Regions from separate parts of the Mus musculus genome. Here region 2 is linked to region 1. Evidence: chromatin loops called from intact Hi-C (ENCODE). Cell type or tissue: gastrocnemius. All regions are shown on one strand. Links, peaks and the distances in the headings refer to the core of each region. The heading gives the core; the rest is flanking DNA.

Region 1 (9,183 bases), core at 2,129-7,128:
TAACATCCCTCCATGGCCTCTGCATCAGCTCCTGCTTCCTGACCTGCTTGAGTTCCAGTCCTGATTTCCTTTGGTGATGAACAGCAATGCGGAAGTGTAAGCTGAATAAACTCTTTCCTCCCCAACTTGCTTCTAGGTTATGATGTTTGTGAAGGAATAGAAAGAAACCCTGACTAAGACAGAGCCCAAGTCCTCCTCCAAGCCTGGCCTCTGTGAGCATCCTGAGTGAACCCACTGTTACCTGTGGTCTTTCTGTACTTTGTAGGTCTCTCTGAGCATCTTTCACCCTGTATGCAAAGTACTTCCTTTCCTCTCCTTCTGCCCCAATCTCACAAAACGGCATTTTTGCCCAACTTTTCTTTTTCTTTGGAGATAGGCTTTCTCTGTGTAGCCCTGGCTGCCCTAGAACTAGCTCTGTAGATAAGGGGCCTTGATCTCAGAGGTCCGTGTGCCTCTGCCTCCTGAGTGCTGGGATCAAAGGCCTATGGAACCACTGCCCAGCTTTGCTCTACTCGTAAGCCTGTGCCTGACGTAATGCAGGTGATCTTTCCATATGCTTCAGTTAGTAAATCGGTGGATGGTGATTAAATTCTTTAGTCTTTATATAGCAATTATAGTCAAATTCACAAAACACTCAAAGGGAATTTAAAAACTCAAACACCCCTGGGGCCATCTCCTGCAGACCTTGGTAGCAAATCCAGATGACTCACATTTCTCTGTCTACGATTATGGATCTGCCTCTGTGAATGGGTAACACGGAACCAGTTGACCTTGCTTACCATTTTCCCAATCATCATCACATATGGGCCCAGATACTTGTTCACGCCGAAGATGTCCAGCAAACGGATATACCAATAAATGATGTTCACACAGTAGATGACCCTCCCGTCACTCCTGAAGGGCTGATCTTGAAGACGAAGGATCATTCCCACCGAGAAGAGAAGGATGGCGATGAGGTCTGTGACGTTCCAGTACTCCTGAAGCCACACCTTCACCTTCTGCAGCAGCTTGCCCGGCTCCGACATCAGGATCTACGAGGCAGCAGAGAGGGCTTAGGTCTGGCTTCTCCTATACTTTCAGCTCAGCTGGTAAGTGCTTTCTTTGTCCGTTAGTGGACATAGGAGGCTATCTGGCTACTCGAATACCTGTATGCTACAAATTTACAATTGAGCTAAGCTTAGGTCATCCAGGTGCACACAGTCTGGAAGCAGATGTAAACAACAGGTTTGATCCTTGGTATTGTCTGGCAATTCTGAGGCACTGCAGGCTTTTGCTACAACATTATGTATTCCCAACACATTGCAGAGCTACAAAATCTTTATCTCAGTAAACAGCTCTTCAGCACTGAAGGACATGGGCCACTCCTACAGGACACCTCCCATTCCTCTCTTGCATCACCTGCAAGTACAACCCCATTAATGGCTTCTCTCCACCCCCATGGTTGCCACTGAAGTCTAAGTCCCATTAGATAAGGCACATGGTGGCACCGATTTTCTAATGGCATGCCTGTCGTCACTGTGGCCACCAGCCTACCATTTATTTCCTGAGCAACAACACACAATGTGCTCTTTAAAAACCTAAACCATGACATCGTTGGTGATTAGAGTTGTATGTGTAAGCAAAGGACCATCAAACAGCACTTCAGCATGGGTTCCTTTCATTACAGGTAAATTATACTGCATTTCCTAAGCTATCTATCTAGCTAGAGAGATAAAGAGGGAGTTGGTGTGAACCAGGAGTAAATGGCTGAGTTCCTCTTCTGCGCCATCACTGCTAAGCCATCCCTTAACACGGGCCTTAGAATCCTGGGATCTAGTAGACCAGTGGTTCTCAGCCTTCCTGATGCTGTGACCCTTTAATACAGTCCTTCATGTTGTAGTGACCCTCTCAACCATAGCATCATTTTTTGTTGCCACTTCATAACTGCAATTTTGCTACTGCTATGAATCATAATACAAATATCTGCATTTTCTGAGGGTCTTAGGCAACCCCTGTGAAAGGGTCATTCTACCCTCAAGGGGGGGAACAAAACCCACAGGCTGAGAACCACTGCAGTAGAGCATCATGGGAGAGTGGAAAGGGAAGTGAATTTCAGACGACCCAAGAGGTTTCAGACCTAGCTCACTTTTTTCTGGTTGTGGCATACCAAACAATTGCTCAATCTTGTTTCCCAGACCTGTAAACGGGGGTGGGGGGGGTGGGAGGGTGGGTGGTGGGTGGATGTGATGATCATGGCTGCCGCTGCCCTCATAGACTTGTGGGAGAACTGGGTGAGATAATGTCTACTAAGGCTCGCTGTAAACAGTTCCATAGTATTAAGGGCTTACTGTGGCCCGGCTCTGGTGACTACATGCAGAAGTATGCGCTAAAGAGAATGGGAAGGCAGCACATGAAACCACAGCCTTCCTCGTGTTTGCTTGGGAGGCACGGAAGCATGCAAAATTTTCCATCCTTCCAGGATCTAGCATCTGAGTTCCCAAGGGCTTGTGTACCAACCACGAGGAGGCAGGAAGGCCAGTGCTTGTGGGAGTTGTCACCCATTCCATAGTTGAGCCCTTCCTTACAGAGTTCAAAGTAAAGACATGGGGGTAGGGGGAAAGGCGACCTCACCAGTTGCAGAGAAAAAGGTCAGGCACACACACAAAAATGGCCACAACCTCACTTCCCCACATCTTCCTCAGAGACAAGCACTCTTCAGCTGACCCGGTCCTGACCCGGCATCGGAAGCCCCACCCTGCCTGCCGTGACGCGCAGCTTCCTAAGAAATGGATAGCCAGGGCTGGAGGTTGCTGGCCGCCTGCCCACTTGGCAGCTAATCCAGAACAGTCCGCGGAGTACAGGCTGCTCCCTGTCTTCTTCCAGCCTCGTCCTGGACAGACTCCAGTCTCCACACTCCAGTCTTTCCCTCCTCTGCTTGTGATGGGGAAGGAATATGTGGCTGGGTATTGAGTCTCCAGAATACTGGCTGGCATCACAAGGCGGCAGGGCTCCTAGCGGAAGCGGGCTCAGTTCTCAGAGCTACACAAAGTCCCAGGCAAATTTATTTCTGTTTTTTCAGCTTACAAGTCCATGGTACTGTTCAAGAAACGGAAGGCCCTCTGAATGGCAGAACCCAGTGCAGAGAATTGGCCGCACCAACACAGACATCTTCCTACCTTGGTCCCCTAGTCATTTAATCCAGTCTCTAATCAGACTGAGACTTGTACACCACTCTCAAGCTTCTGGGATGGGGGAATGCTAATTAGAATGAAAATAGCACCCAAACAGCTCCAGAGAAAGGTGCTGAATGCAAAGTGTGTGTGTGTGTGTGTGTGTGTGTGTGTGTGTGTGTGTATGTAAATCTCAGTGCAGTTAAGTTTAATAGATAGCACATCTTTCTTCTTTGGAAACCATCCCAGAGATGAAATTCAGTCTGTGAAGCTGTCTGGGTGACGAAGGTGGGCTTGTAGGTTTTAACAACTGGCCCTGCCTCCCTCCGTACCCACCCACTGTAATGAAGAAACCAGGATTGTTCCGGGGCTCCCAGAACCGCAGCCTTGACAGGAACGGTTCCTACTGAAACGGCCCCGCCCACTCACTGCAGCTCCAGGGAACAAGCAGAGGAGTCGCTTCACCTTGCTGTCTTCCTTCCGGGCAGGTTTTCTCTGGTGAGGTTGGAGTTTGTGGAGCGCACTGGGCAGGATTGCTGCGCCCTCTTGTGGACTGTTTCTTGACCACAGAGCTTTTAGAAGCTTGGACTCAAAAGGGCGGCTGGGGTTAGCTATTCTTTTTCTTTTTTCTTTTTTCCTTTTTCTTTTTTCTTTCTTTCTTTTTTTGTTTCTTGTTGTTTTCCTTCTCTCTCTCTTTCTCTCTCTCCTTTTCTCTTCTTTCCTTTCCTTTTCTTTTCTTTTCTTTTCTTTTCTCTTCTCTTCTCTTCTCTTCTTTCTTTCTCTTTAAAACTTAAGTGTTTGGAGCAGTACTAAGTTTGCAGAAGGCACTTTCCATGGTAAGTGTGGATCCCTACAAAGGGTCTTAAGTGGTGGATTGATGTTGACACATTATCACTCAGAGACTACAGTTCACATCAGGGTACACTCTATGGGTTTGAACCTATGTGGAACAATTTGAATCCATCACTAGAAAGGCGTACAAAGAATTTTTGTGCCCTTAGAAGCCCTAGCCTTCACCTACCATCATTCCAAAGTCCTACCCCGGCAACCACCTATCTCACTGGTCCCATAGTGCTCCCCCACAAGTTTCCCCAGAACTTCATGTCTGGAATCATAAAGAATATATCCTGTTCAGATTTTTTTCTTTTTATGATTACACACCTACATTTTCCCATAGCCTCATGACTCATTTCTTTTTTAGCACTGAATAAAATATCCTGTCCATGTGGTTAGCTTTGACTTCAAACATGTCACACAGGGGTGGGCATTTCTTAGGCTGTCTGGTGGTAGGTGAGGAGAGAACTACTACATCCTCAACTTGAAATACCACAACTGTGTGTCCAGCCTCCATGATGCTCCCTAGGGGTGGAAGGCTGGCGGACGATCAGCATGTGCAGGATAGACATCAAGAAGGAACCAACTCAAAAACAAACTGAACAAAAGGATACATGCAGAGGAGTTGTTTCTCCCTGCTCACCGTGTGGGTTCTGGGCATTGAACTCAGGGAACTGTGCTTGATGGCGAGTTGCTGAAATACATTTGGAGAGGTGACACTGGATTGGTGGACAATGCCCAAGGAGATCCCAAGTAAGAGGCTGAGATGGGAGTTAAGAATAGCAAAATTTACAGCGTCATCCTCACAGGGATGAGAAGACAGAGGTGTAAATGATATCGAAGCCCACTGGAGAACTCTTGGAGCAAAAAGCATGTAAGCAGGAAATAGACTTAATTGCTCTAGGATACCTCTCTAGGTTTGACACAGAGGAGAGCAGCAGCCCTTAGCAACTCTCCAGAACACAGTTTGGGGCTTAATTTGGACCCCACGTTCCCCTCTTGGCTCTCCCTCGCCAGAGTCGATGAGCCAACATCTCCCTTCCGTTTTCATTTATTTATTATTTCATTTATTTATTATTTCATTTTGTTACCTCTCTCATCTTCTCTATTCCCAGAGTGAAAATGTAGGAGATGACAATCCATTCCTGAGTGGAAGGCCAGCGCTCCATCTTCACTAACACGATGTAGTTGAAGAGCATCAGGTATCCAATATACGCCAGCTGTAAGGAAATACAATACAGTAAGTAGTCTAACTGCAGAGGCCTGGGAGCGGGGCCCCGGGTGAGCCCGCTGCACTGTGGCAGCACAGAGCAAGGTCAGCAAGCAGGGAACCCATGGCAAAGGAGATGTAGAGTCTTAGATACCAAAAAATATTAGTTTTCTGTGTGCATTCCTGTGGGGCCCGAGGACAGTTCACAGAAGCTGCTCTTTCTATCCACCATGTGGGTTCTGAGGAGCGAACACAGGTCGCTGGGCTGATGGCAAGATTCCTTACCTGCTCAGCCATCTCTGCCCCACGTAGGTTTAAAATAGGCTATCATAGTTAAAATCATTTGGTTTTTGAAGTTAGTTGTGACCCTGATACGTGCCTCTGGGGCCCAACCTTGGAGCTTTCTGTCACTGTGTATGAATCTGTGTGCCTGTCACCAGCTGTTGGGATGTGTGTATGTGTTCATGTGTGTATATCTTCATGTATATGTGTTCATGTGTATGTATGTTCACGTGTTTGTGTTCATGTGTGTGTTCATGTGTATGTATGTTCATGTGTGTGTGTTCATATGTGTGTATGCTCATGTGTATGTGTTCACGTGTGTGTGTGTGTGTGTGTGTGTGTGTGTGTGTGTGTTTTTGTATGTGTTCTGGTGTTCTGACTTAGAAAAGAACCTGTCCTATCAGGGCTGTTCTTGCTTACGTATAGACTTGGCTTTCCATGCTAGGGTGACACTTACTTTCAAATGTTATTAATTTTTAAATTATTGTTGAAAAATTATTTCTAAAACATTACAAATGTATACTTAATCCTCCCCCCCATACCTGCCAGGTAGATTAATGCCCACCAGAAAGAAAGGAAGACAGCGATATACTTATAAGTTGGTCAAACTACAGTGTAAATTGACTAGACGTAATCTCCAGGCTCCACTTCTGCTCTCTCCTGAGTTTATAATGTCTTCCTGGTGTTTATGACCTGCAGTGGTCAGCTTCTTTACCTGTTTTCCACTGTATTGTCATCTTGTCCTACCATGGTTGGAATATTCCAGTTTGCTTTCTGCTTCTTTGAAATAAACCAAGAGAAAATAAAGCAGTTTATGGGAAGGCCTGGGGTGTGTGGCCTGCTGTGTACCAGAGTGGATCAAATCCTCCTGAGGCTCCAGCATCTGGAGTTTGAGTCCTGATGTGACTGGCTGAAATGCTAGTTATGAGTTATACTCCTCAGGGCCAAGGCTTGGAGTCTGTTCCTGAAAGATTCACTGATGTCAACGTGGGAAGGAAGGAATTTGTGGCGCTCTTGCATAAGAAAATTTACCCCAAGGGGAATGGCAGTTGAGCGAAACCTCCTGTAGGCCATGCTCCTAGATGAGCAAGGCCCTGACTGGCCTCAGGGGCTGTGGACGGGAACCCAGAGTGAGCTGATCCCAATCTGTATGCCTTGATGGGTCATGTGGCAAACTACAGGGCAGACTGTGGGTAGGAGGACTGCAGATTTGAGGAGCTGAAGACATTGGGTGACCTTGGGGCTGTAAAGGCAAGTTATGTGGCAGAAGCCACAGCCTAGCTAGGAGATATGAGATGTGGAACCATAGAGATGTTGTCTTATCTACCAATGGGCTCTTTCCTTCATTTTATAACTTGAGTAGACTTTTAATGTGAATCAACGGTACCCCTGACACCACCATTATATCTTGACACTCGTCTAGGTACAACTGTGGCACAGACAAAGACAAAACCTCAAACCAAAAGTGGCTTGGGTGATTCCAGTGATCATCTTATGGAGGTGCCAAGGCCGAGAGCCACTGGCCAGGGTACTTGTGAGGCAAAAGCATTGGAGCTAAAAATTGTCTGAGTTGAATCAGTGGGGACCAAGAGGATCAAGGAATTCAAATGGTGGGAATGTTGAGCACCAATGAAGAAGCCAAGGCTTGGAAAGCTAAGTAGGGCCAGTGTTCATCCAAGAGATGCTTAATTCTTTACACAATTCCTCCCATCAGTTTCTCCTATGCTTGGACCAGGAATCTGCTAACATTTGCAAAAGTCCACAGGGTGGTTGTGTAGGCCAAGAGGGTTTGTTTGTTGTTGGTTTTTGTGTGTGTGTGTGCTCATAATTAACTTTATTTTGTTTTAGCACATGTGTGGCCAGGTATAATAAACACTGAAATTTTTGAACTCCATATTTCACAAGCTATTCTATTATTTTTAAAGCTATTTCAATCTTTTTTTTTTTTAAAGGTAAAAACAAAACTAACAAACAAAGCCAAGCTGGGGCTGTAGCTTGGTGGTATAACACTTGCCTAACACGCCTCAGGCACTGGATTTGAGGCATGGCACTATAGAATAAATGAAATAAAAAAGAAAGAAAAAGAGCTTTAGTTTGTAGACCATAGGAGCAGAGTTTCTTTCTGGCTCTAGTTTTTTATTCCATTTTTGGTTGTGTCAACTGAATCAGAAGAATAGAAGGAAAAGGGCAGATGTGGGCATGCAAAGGAGGTACAGATGTTCTATTGATGAAGCTGCTGTTAGCCTCAGGGAGGTCATTTGCGAAGCATCTGGAACCTTGCTTAAACATAGTCTGCTCTATAAGTGATGCTTGTGGTGCTGAGTGGACAGATGACTCTGGCCCTGACTGCCTCTCTGAAATGTGACTTAAGCTAGAATAATAACACTAGTTACTCCCACACTGTACTCACCGGTCCAAAGACTATTGTAAGTGCTTTATGTACTTCACATTAATCTTCATAAAGTAGGTGGTATTATTATCCATATCTTATAGAAGCGAGGGACAGAATGCGTAAGTAACTTGTATGGTGTCACATACACAGCACAGAGGGACACAGGTGGACCTATTTGTAGTCACAGCTCTGCTGCACTGTAAAAATGCAAGCTGGGCTTTTGAATGTCTGTTATTCTATGATGGAGATTATTTCATAATGTCAATGAATTTGAAAATTTATTTTATTAAAATGAATATACATGTAATATGTGCGTTTTTTTTTTTTAATTCTCTCATACTGTTTAGATCATCCTTTACAGTAACGGCTTTTCATCAGTGTTAGTTTTTAATCCTACAAATGCTTGGAAACATTTTGGCTGTCCTTCTTAAAGGACAGACTGTGATACTGGCATCTGGTGGGCGCAGACCAGGGATGCTGCGGCACGACAAAGATTTATCCTAGCAAAAAATATCACCAGTGCTGAGGATGTAAGGTTTTTCTTTCTAGGCGGTGTTAAATATTAGCATGCTGGACTGCACAGGAAGCAACTTACACGGTTGTTTGAGCTTTTCTTGTGCTCGGACCTAGATTATCCTGTCCTTGATTCTAATGACTGCTCTGCAGCTGGCTGTGGGAGAATCTAAAAATACAGACACATTGTCCTTTATCTATGTCACTCTAGTGGGCTGGACAGAATTAGAGATGGTTAGGCCAACAGTTCATGCTAAGCTTCAGTGGTTCTTAACCTGTGGGTCAGGACCCCATCGGAAATGCCAGATTTTTACATCACAATTCACACCAGTAGCAAGACTGCAGCTAACGAAGCGGCAACAAAATTAATTTACGTTTGGGGGCCACCACCACTAGAGGAACTGTGTTAAAGGTCCACAGCATCAGGCAGGTTGAGAACCACTGGAAAATGTCATTGGAAAGGAGAAAGAAAATGCAACTATGTCTCTTTCGACCACAGCAGACGCCACTTCAGGGACAGCCCATGGCTTTGCAGGCAGGAAGTGTATGTAGGGTGTGATTCCTGGAGAATGCTTGCCAGGACTGGAGGTTTTCTTGCTTTGAGCTGCATGCTGTTTAGTTGTGTCTGAGTGAGAAAGTGTGACAGACTGGAAGTTGTGACTTATAGACAGTCTGTCCATAGAGGTGCTCCATCTACGCTGGACTTCAACCTGACCCACCAAAGGTTTCCCTGAAAGCCCAGGAAGGGTTCCTGAAATGGCTACCCTGTCCTAGATCTCAACAAAGGAGGATGTTCTGAAAGA
Region 2 (9,183 bases), core at 2,549-7,548, 390 kb before region 1:
GTGAGGGTCGATGGTTGTTTCAGGAAAAGGAAGTATTGTGTAAAAATCAAGAAGAAAGAAGTAGCCGGGGGGGGGGGGGGGGGGGAGTGGCGAATGCCATTAATCCCAGCACTTGGGAGGCAGAGGCAGAAGGATCTCTGAGTTCGAGATCAGCCTGGTCTACAGAGTCAGTTCTACAGCAGCCAGGGCTACACAAAAGGGGGGGGGGGGGGGAGTAGTATTTGTAGTCAAAAGGAATAGCCAGTTCACTTAATCATACTCTGATGAGCTGACAAACTTGTTAAAATCATTTTTTTAGGACTAGAAGTTGGTCTATATTGCTTCAATTCAGTATTTCCATATACATGTGTCCTTAATACAAATCATATCCTGAAGTGATTTGCAAAGGCCAAAACTACTGGAGTGGTAGACTGAAAAATGCCCCCCCCCCTTCCAGACCCCTCTTCCAAACAAAGCACACTTACCTGGGTCAAGCACGGTGGACTTCCTTTCAAATCACACGGCACTCAGCTGAAAGCCCCTTGGAATTATTAGTCTTAGCTGATAGCTTTCACCTGACACCCAAGACTCAGAAATGCAGGACCAGAAAGCAAACAGGCTGTAGAAGTTGTATTTATAGGAATATGTAGTCCAAAGGGAGGGAGGTGAGGCTGTAGGGGGCAGCACAGGCAGCCCTGATTTAGTTGCAGTCCACCGGCCTGCCAGGAGAACCTGGCACAACATAAGACTATCCCTTTCAATGTTAAAGAAACTAGTATCTTGTACTCAGGAAGAATTTGAACCAATACTCAGGGAGTGGCTGAGAGTTTGTTCATCTTCTAGGATCTCAGAATGACCATGGCCAAGAATTATCATCATTAAGTGATCTCAGGCCATCTGTTACTCATGAGGAGTCCATTGCTTCCTCCTTTATCTCTCAGCCCCTCATAATCTGTTCTTCGCACTTGCACAGGGAGGGTATATTTAAAGGATAATAATGCCGTTCCTACTAGAGTCTCACCTGTAGCAAAGGTCTTTTTACATGGGATTTCTAGTGAGCCTTGGAGAACTCCAAAGCAAAATACAATTTTTTTTTCATTTTTTTTCTTGTTACCTTAAAATTTATTTCTTGAAATATTTTTTTCTTTTTATACAGCTCAGGCTAACATCAAATTCTCAATCCTCTTGCCTCAGTTTCACAAGTACTGGGATTGTAGGATATACTATTACACACACTTCAGAATGCTTTTTTTATTGAGCATGTCTTAAGGTAATGTCACTCTACTGTGCCACTAAGTTGCACACAGGAAGCACAGAACTCCTAAATACATGGCTCAGTGACATACCATGGCCATTCTCATGCCTTCACCTGGTTTTTCATGGAACTAAATTAAACATACTCTTCCATTAGGATTGTGTGTGTGTGTGTGTGTGTGTGTGTGTGTGTGTGTGAATGTACACCCACAAGCATGTGTATTTGTTTACTTTGACACTAGCTTAAGTGGTACAGAGTTACACAAAATAAAATACAATAAAGTTTTCCTGCATTGTGGAATGTGAAAAACATCCAATGTAACAATTTTTGTGCCAATGAACAAATGAACGTTACAGAGTTGTGGATTGTCACACATGTGGAGTATTTTTGAATGAGTGTTTCAGGTTTTTATTTTTTTCAATATGTTTTCAAGAAAAATTTGTGACAAGGTCTCAAGTAGCCCAGGCTGGCCTCAGACTCACTAGAAAGTCAAACATGACCTTGAGCTTCGGCCTCTGCCTCCAAAGAGCTGGAACCACAGGCATGCACCACGATTCCCTGCTTTATGTGTATGTTCATTTTCAAAATACCTCAGGTTACTTGTAACTTGTCTAAGAGCATTTTCTTTAATAAGGCTCTGATCTCATCACCTTTTAGATTTGTAGTAGCTTTGCCTTAGAGCATCCAACTCAAAGGCCTATCTCACTGCCAAGAATCTCATTCTCTCATTGTGAGCCTGGTGGAGTCAGGTGCTCTGGAAATGATCAGACTTGTTTGTGGCTTAGTGCAATAAAAGAAAAGATGTCCATCTATTCACTCACAAATATTTGAGCGTCCACCATGTCTGAAACCTTACTCTAAGAACTGGGAATATTGCACTGAACTAAACAGGGAAGGTCTTGTGCAACACAGAAGAGAGAAACAAAGATTAAAGAGGAGAAAATTAGATGACCCATTAAAAGGCAATTAAATGTTACAAAAGCATAATAAATTAAGGTATAGGGAATGAGAGTGCTGAAGGAGCAGGTGAGAGGGGGAGATAGTGACTTGAAGTGGTGAAGTCAGAATAGGTCCAATAGAAAAAGGTAACTTATAAACATATAAGAAAAGGTACCATATAACATATAAGGACTGAGTGAGACATGAGATTATCTCCAGAAGAGTCTGGCAGGTTGTTCAAGGTGCTGACGCAATCCTGAGGCCATCAGCCTAGACTCTGGGCTGAACTAATGGAAGTTTCACACAAAGGCATGGTACAATTTAGCTTTCCAGGTTTGAGAAGATGCCCAGTAAGCAAAAGCACTTGTGAAGTCGTGAGGACCTGCATTTGGATCCCCAGAGCCCAGGGATACAGTAGCATCAGCTTCTGTAATCCCAGCGTTCCTATGGGGAGATGAGAGGCAGAGACTAAAGGATGCCCAGAAGCTCGCAAGGCTGATAATCCGGCACACACTGCAGAAAAACTGCAAATAAACCCTGTGTCAAACCAGATGGAAGGCATGAGCCAACATCTAAGGTTCTGCTCTGCTTCACACATGCACGATGGCAGACGTGCTCACATTGAGACACGCAGGTGTGTGTAAACACACACACGACACACAACATACATACACATATTGAGCATTTAGAAAGATTGCTATAGAAACTGCTGAGGTTAGATTCTAGGGGATAAGGGAAGAGCAGACACCCAAGCCAGGAATCTGCCCCATTAGTCCAAGTGAAATGACTGGACCAGGACACTAGCAGTCCAGGGAATAGAATGGGGCTGTGAATTTATCTTGGAGACAGATAAATTCAGATAAATCCCTTATCCCCCAGGAGTTCTGACAGCCTGCAGGAGGAGAGAGCACAGAGGGGGTAATGCGTGTATGGCTCACATGTTCAGGGCCTGAGCAACTGGAGGAGCTGGGATAGATTTGGGAAGGAGCTATGCTTGGGCTGTTGTGACAAATTAAAGATGGACCGTTTAGAAATGACATATACTTGCTTCTCACAGTTGGGGGAGCTGGGAAGTCCAAGATCAAGGTCCCTGCAGATCTGATGTCTGGGGAGGGCCTTCTTGTTCAGAGGTGACCTTCTCTTCAAGCACCCCTCTCATAGTGTAAGACATGAGTTAGTGTAAGAAGTCCTTGATAAAGATGCTGATCTCATCTGGGGGCTGTCACTGCCCTTATGATGTAATCGCCTCCCAACTTCTCCTCTTCATATGGACACCTTAGGTGCTAGGATTTCAATGTGTGAAGCTGGAGAGAGTACAAAAACATTTGGAATATTATCTGAAGTAGTGAGGTATGTTCTGATGTGATAATAATACCAGTGGTATAATACTGCTGTATTAATCCCTTTCTGTCTATTTAACTGAATCATAAACCATTAAATGAAAAAAATCGTTTTGTGGTCTAATCCTTGCAGCAGTCTATTTTTCTTGGATCATACATACTCTTCAGGATTATAAAACATTTTTCTCAGTACTACAGCCAAAGTGGCTATGTTTCCAGGAATTCTACAAATGAAGAAAATACGCTGGGCTCTTTTTTTTTTTTTAACCATGCCTGCTTTACATTCCTCTCAAGGTTACTACATGTACATCGAAGCCTCCCACATGGTGTATGGACAGAAAGCACACCTTTTGTCCCAGCCTCTGAGAGGCGTCCCTGGGAAACACTGCTTGACGTTTTTCTACCACATGTACGGAGCAGGGACTGGCCTGCTGAGTGTTTATTTGAAAAGGGAAGAAGATAGTGAGGAGTCCCTGTTGTGGAGAAGAAGGGGAGAGCAGAGCATCTCCTGGCTGCGGGCACTGGTTGAATACAGCTGCAGGAGGAGACACCAGGTAAGCCACGAGGGGTGAGATCCAGCAAGGGAGGATGTCCCGAGGCACCTGGTGCTCTCCTGTTGTTTGCTTAAAAAGAGAATAATTTGTCCTTTTTCAGAGTCAGAGATAAAGGCAGGATTAGCTGAAAAGTAAACCTAATTAGCTTGTTATTGATTAACTCTAAGCAGTGAACGGATAATTGGACAGGAAGCTAACGCTTTGGACATTCATGCAGAAAGTGATTGGTTTTTTTTTTACCATTTAAGGATGAAAGGATACCTACTTTATCTTAGTGTGTGGTGAATGTCAAGTACGTTTCTTCCAAAAGGAACTCTTCTTCCTTCTCAATACACTACTGCTGCTCCTAGTACCCATGATCCATTTGCATGTAGGGGCCTTTGTCCTAAGCCTCCACGTATGAGTGTGTATAGCCCATGGTAAGTTTTATAAGCCTCTGTAGGCATGACTATATTGTTGTAGAAGAAACTAGGGGTCCTGATCCCAAGTCCATGGTCATCATCACCCCAGACCCTCAACATTCCATGTGGTATAGAAAAACCCCTGTCCTAGAAGTATACAGCCCTTCCAGTAGGGGGAGCTAAGAAACTGCTCTAGTCTAGAAAAGCACAGGATAGCCAAGGGTTTCACACAGCCACCAAAGGTTGCTCTGAGGTGGCAACCTTCAGACTCCTAACTATTTTCAAAACCACTCTGTAAAATTCTGGTGTGAGCATGCCCTCCAATTAACGCTCCAACTTCTTCTGCAGCTTTGCTTCTGGGTGGTAAACTCCCTAGGCCCAGGCAGCTTTAACCTCTGGCTGGCTGCCTGGTAGAAGCTCAGATCTTCCCGGGAAGAGGTATTCAAAATACAAACTTTTATTTTTTTCTCACCATTCTACAACACAAACTGATTTTCTAAAGATCTAAAGTGAAGATATCACAACTCAAATGGCTGGATAAATTGCCACTCAAGCTTCTACATTAATGGGCAATAAATGACAGGAGGAAGACGCTCTTCTGTCTAGGATGGTCCGCCAGCCAAGCACATATAACTGTTTGGAGATGTATTAGAGAATGGCAGATTGCTCCATGAAGATTTTTTTTATGACTGTTACAGAAGGTACATGGGCCAGATGAAAACTTACTACCATAGTTGAGCATCATCCAGAGATGGCAGATCAATCTTGTTAGGCTCCAGGGAAGTCAGACTCTTCATCAAATGGACCTCAAGGGATGGTCCAGGTACCAGCAGCATCAAAAATACCTGAAAAATAAGTTCACCCAAAATGTTAATTCTCGGGATCCACCTCAGAATGCTAAACCAGAAACATGGGAGGGCTTTGGCGTCCCAGAAATTTATTTTTAATAAACCCAAATGATTCTGATACAAGCTAAAAATAGAAAATCTCCAGACTTAAATGAATCTAATTCTTTGGAAGTGGCATCCAAGCATTGACACACACGTGCATGCATGGGTGTGTGCACATGCCTACGCACATGCGCGCGCGTGCACACACACACACACACACAATTTACAGTATAGACAATTGTGTGTATTGCCTCATGCATGCCAGGCAAGTGTTCCATCACTGAGCTATATACTCTCAGGTCAGTATGTATTCTCAAATGAGAGTGATACACAAATTCTCTTTAAAAATCCAAGAATCAATATATAAGGGTCTTTAAAAAAAATATGCTATGTTTGCTGGGTAGATGATCTTGGAAACTGGTTCTGTTTTTGTTTCAAGAAGTCTAGTTATGTAGCCTAAACCTAAATTAGTCTCCAGCTCAGGGTCTCCTTCTTAAATTCCTATTGCTGGGATTCTACCACCACACACAGCTTGAAGAACTTTTTTTTAAAAAGATTTATTTATTTATTATATGTAAGTACACTGTAGCTGTCTTCAGACACTCCATAAGAGGGAGTCAGATCTCATTACAGATGGTTGTGAGCCACCATATGGTTGCTGGGATTTGAACTCAGGACCTTCGGAAGAGCAGTCAGTGCTCTTAACCGCTGAGCCATCTCTCCAGCTCCTTGAAGAACTTTTAAACATAGCCCACAGCAAAGCCTCCGAGCTGCCATTTTGGAATGTTGTAGTTCAAAGAGTGTGAAACACTTTATAGAGACTTTCAGTTCACAGTCTAGAAGGAACACTCTGGAGTAGACCGCCCCTTTGGCTGATAATGGAACAGGTGATCATTTTCTTCAGCTGTTCCTAGTGCTCACTGCAGGAATCCCACATAACTGTAGGGGAACTAGGCTACATTCTACTGTTTAATAAAATACAGACACAGTCATGTGCATAGCCTGGCCATCTGTTATGCAGTGGGTACTTAGACTGCTAAGAGCTGTATATACGTTGTTCCAATTAATGCCATAGTCCCTTATAGATAGAGAAAAGTTGATGCTGGTAGAGAACTCACACCCCTGTCTGCCCAGTACCAAAGCCCGTTTCCATAACCACAGTTCTACACTGTCCGCTGCCCCGCAGAACAACTTCCAGATTCTCCTTATTCCCTTAAGGTCACAAGCATCAAGTGACCTTGGACAAGCCTTATCTGTGTTGGGATAGTTTCTAAATCTTCAAAACGGGTAAATAATTCCCATCATGCTGTCACCAGCAGAGTCAAAGCTGGCATTAAATGAGATTGTGTATGTGTGTGTGAAAAGGTTTTTTATAAATTTCAATGTACCAAACGATTTTAAAATGTCTCACTGTTTTTAAAAACCACATCTTCTTCTCAGGTTTCCCTGGAATCTAGTTCTCACCTCCGTGGCAGACTGACATTCTCAATAGCTGTATCAGGCATCCAGATTGAGTTCTTGTGGTTTTGTATAAGATACCTCATTTTAATAAATATCAATTGACCTCAGGCATGTAATATATGCCAAATTTCTGCAATAAATATAATGTGGCAGTCTTTTTTTTTTTTTTTGAGTTTATGTTCTTGTAGGAGAGTGATTTAAAAAAAAAAAAAACACACTAAACTCTAAGCTGGGGGCTGGAGAGATGCCTCAGCAGTGAAGAGCACTTTATGTCTTCCAAAGAACGTGAGTCTGCTTCCAGCACCCTTGTTGGGTGGTTCTACACATCCTGCAACTCCACTTCCAGGATCTGACACCCTCTCCTAGCTTCCATATGTGCATGCACACAGACACACACATAGACTTACACACGTACACATAAATGAAAAACTTTAATTTATTTATTTATGTATTTATTTAAGCTAAAATTAGATAATACAATGCCAATGCCAATAGAAATAAATCCTTTTGAATGGACAGTAACAGAGTTGACTAAAGGATAGCTAACCTGGATGTGACAAGGGAAGTGATGGAATAATAAGTTGTTGGTCAAAGCCCATGATGTTTTAGCTAGACAAAAAGACCTATTGTACAACAGAGTGACTCCAGTCAATAACAATGTATTATATATTCCAAAATGACTAGGCAAGTAGATTTTAAATTTATCATCATCAGAAAATGATGAACCAAACAATGATCTGCCTGATTTAATCTTTGTGTATTATTAACATATATTGAAATGTCATGTTGAACCTTTAAAGATATAGAAGGATGGTTTGCCTAATAAAAATAATATTAATTGGAGGGAACGCGAGAGAGAGAGAGAGAGAGAGAGAGAGAGAGAGAGAGAGAGAGAGATATGATTAGGTGATAAAGCCAACAGAGTACTGGGATACTTTTTTTTATTAGGTATTTTCTTCATTTACATTTCAAATGCTATCCAGAAAGCCCCCATACCCACCCCCTACCCTGATCCCCAACCCACCCACTCCTGCTTCCTGGCATGTGATCATATGCCCCAGTACTGGGATACTTTTAGAAAGCTTCACAGGACATGGTAAGCGTTTTGAAATTATTCCAGAAGCAGTGGGAACCTGGCAGGTGGATTTAAGGTAACGATCTGCTTCTCAGCAGTAGCTCTAGCAGCTACGTGGAGAGCACAGCACTAGAGGAGGCGGGATACTTGGGCCCTCGAACTCTGGTCCTGGTAAGAGCACCAGGCTGGTTAGGAAGCAGCCGTAAGAAGTCATCAGAAGCCTACAGAATCTTGCTTTGTCTCCCTTCCGAGATGCAGCCAAGGCTGACCCTGGGCTCATGAGCCTTTCTTTGCCTTCCAAATGCTGTGGTTCGGGAACATTAAACCACCATGCCCACCTCTACTTTGTTGCCTTAGTCTTGGTAATTTTGACCTGTTTTTTCTTGACCAAAAGAAGTACCCATTGGTTCTATTTCCTAGGTCTTTTTTTTTTTTTTTTTTTTTTTTTTTTTTGGTTTTTCGAGACAGGGTTTCTCTGTATAGCCCTGGCTGTCCTGGAACTCACTCTGTAGACCAGGCTGGCCTCGAACTCAGAAATCCGCCTGCCTCTGCCTCCCAAGTGCTGGGATTAAAGGCGTGCGCCACCATGCCCGGCTCTATTTCCTAAGTCTTTAGGACCAAATAACTTAAGAAAAGGTATATCCTAATGACTTAGTAGCCATTTCACATGTAGATGTGTGTGTATATATATATATATATATATATATATACATATATATATATATATATATATATATGCTGTGTAATGTGCAAACCAGCCAAGGTTTCAGATCTTGTGAAAGTTAGACCGGTCTACATATACTACCTTCATTAAAGTTCTGTACAAAGTTTTACATTATACTTGCTTTTAATTATAGCTGCTACCAAAACCTCCACTATATAATGATGTTATCAAAAGGAATATAGGCCCATCTAATGTTGGCTCTTTGAATGACTTTCAACTAGTAGTTCCCACAGTATTGCTAAAAGTTGAATAATTTTATCTGAAATTTCAAAATATCCTCCAGCATCCTTGTAAATACACTTGGATGTCTTAGCCTGCAGTTTGGGAACCAATCACATATCTAATTTAATCCTACATTTATTGTAGTTGTTCTGTACATAAATATGTTTATTCTTTGCTACAGGATAGGGTTGGTTAGACTTAAAGCCCAAAGACAAGCCAGAATAATCTTGTACGTGAATCAAAAAAAAAAAAAAAAAAAAAAAGGTTTGCTGCCACATATCTACAGCAATAACAGAGAAGTCACAGATATAGCACATGGCTGTCACTCAGATATTAAGGAAAT

What was found. Peaks named below come from ENCODE experiments on the same cell type or tissue, not always from the same donor. Only the 100,000 strongest peaks of a DNase experiment are listed, where the experiment ranks them.
Region 2: a loop joins it to region 1, with 2.5 times the contacts of the local background. A loop is called at or near these places in 4 of 42 quality-filtered maps.

What each region holds. Positions count from the first base shown.
Region 1 is chr19:22,910,451-22,919,633 of GRCm38, reverse strand. Trpm3 (transient receptor potential cation channel, subfamily M, member 3) reads right to left here. Exons shown (of 26, transcript NM_001362491.1): 20 at 5,075-5,203; 21 at 780-1,031. Among named protein-coding and RNA genes, the nearest start is that of Gm52388, 12 kb to the left of the region's middle. In gastrocnemius, for the core only: no CTCF peak of the experiment used is centred there; DNase peaks (open chromatin) are centred at 2,810, 3,641 and 4,543; H3K4me3 peaks cover 1,461 bases; H3K27ac peaks cover 3,976 bases.
Region 2 is chr19:23,305,646-23,314,828 of GRCm38, reverse strand. It overlaps Mamdc2 (MAM domain containing 2), which reads left to right. Exons shown (of 14, transcript NM_174857.3): 12 at 3,808-4,067. It overlaps Gm41821 (a long non-coding RNA gene), which reads right to left. Exons shown (of 3, transcript XR_877770.2): 3 at 5,175-5,313. Among named protein-coding and RNA genes, the nearest start is that of Gm41821, 10 kb to the right of the region's middle. In gastrocnemius, for the core only: a CTCF peak has its summit at 4,645 (motif pointing right); no DNase peak of the experiment used is centred there.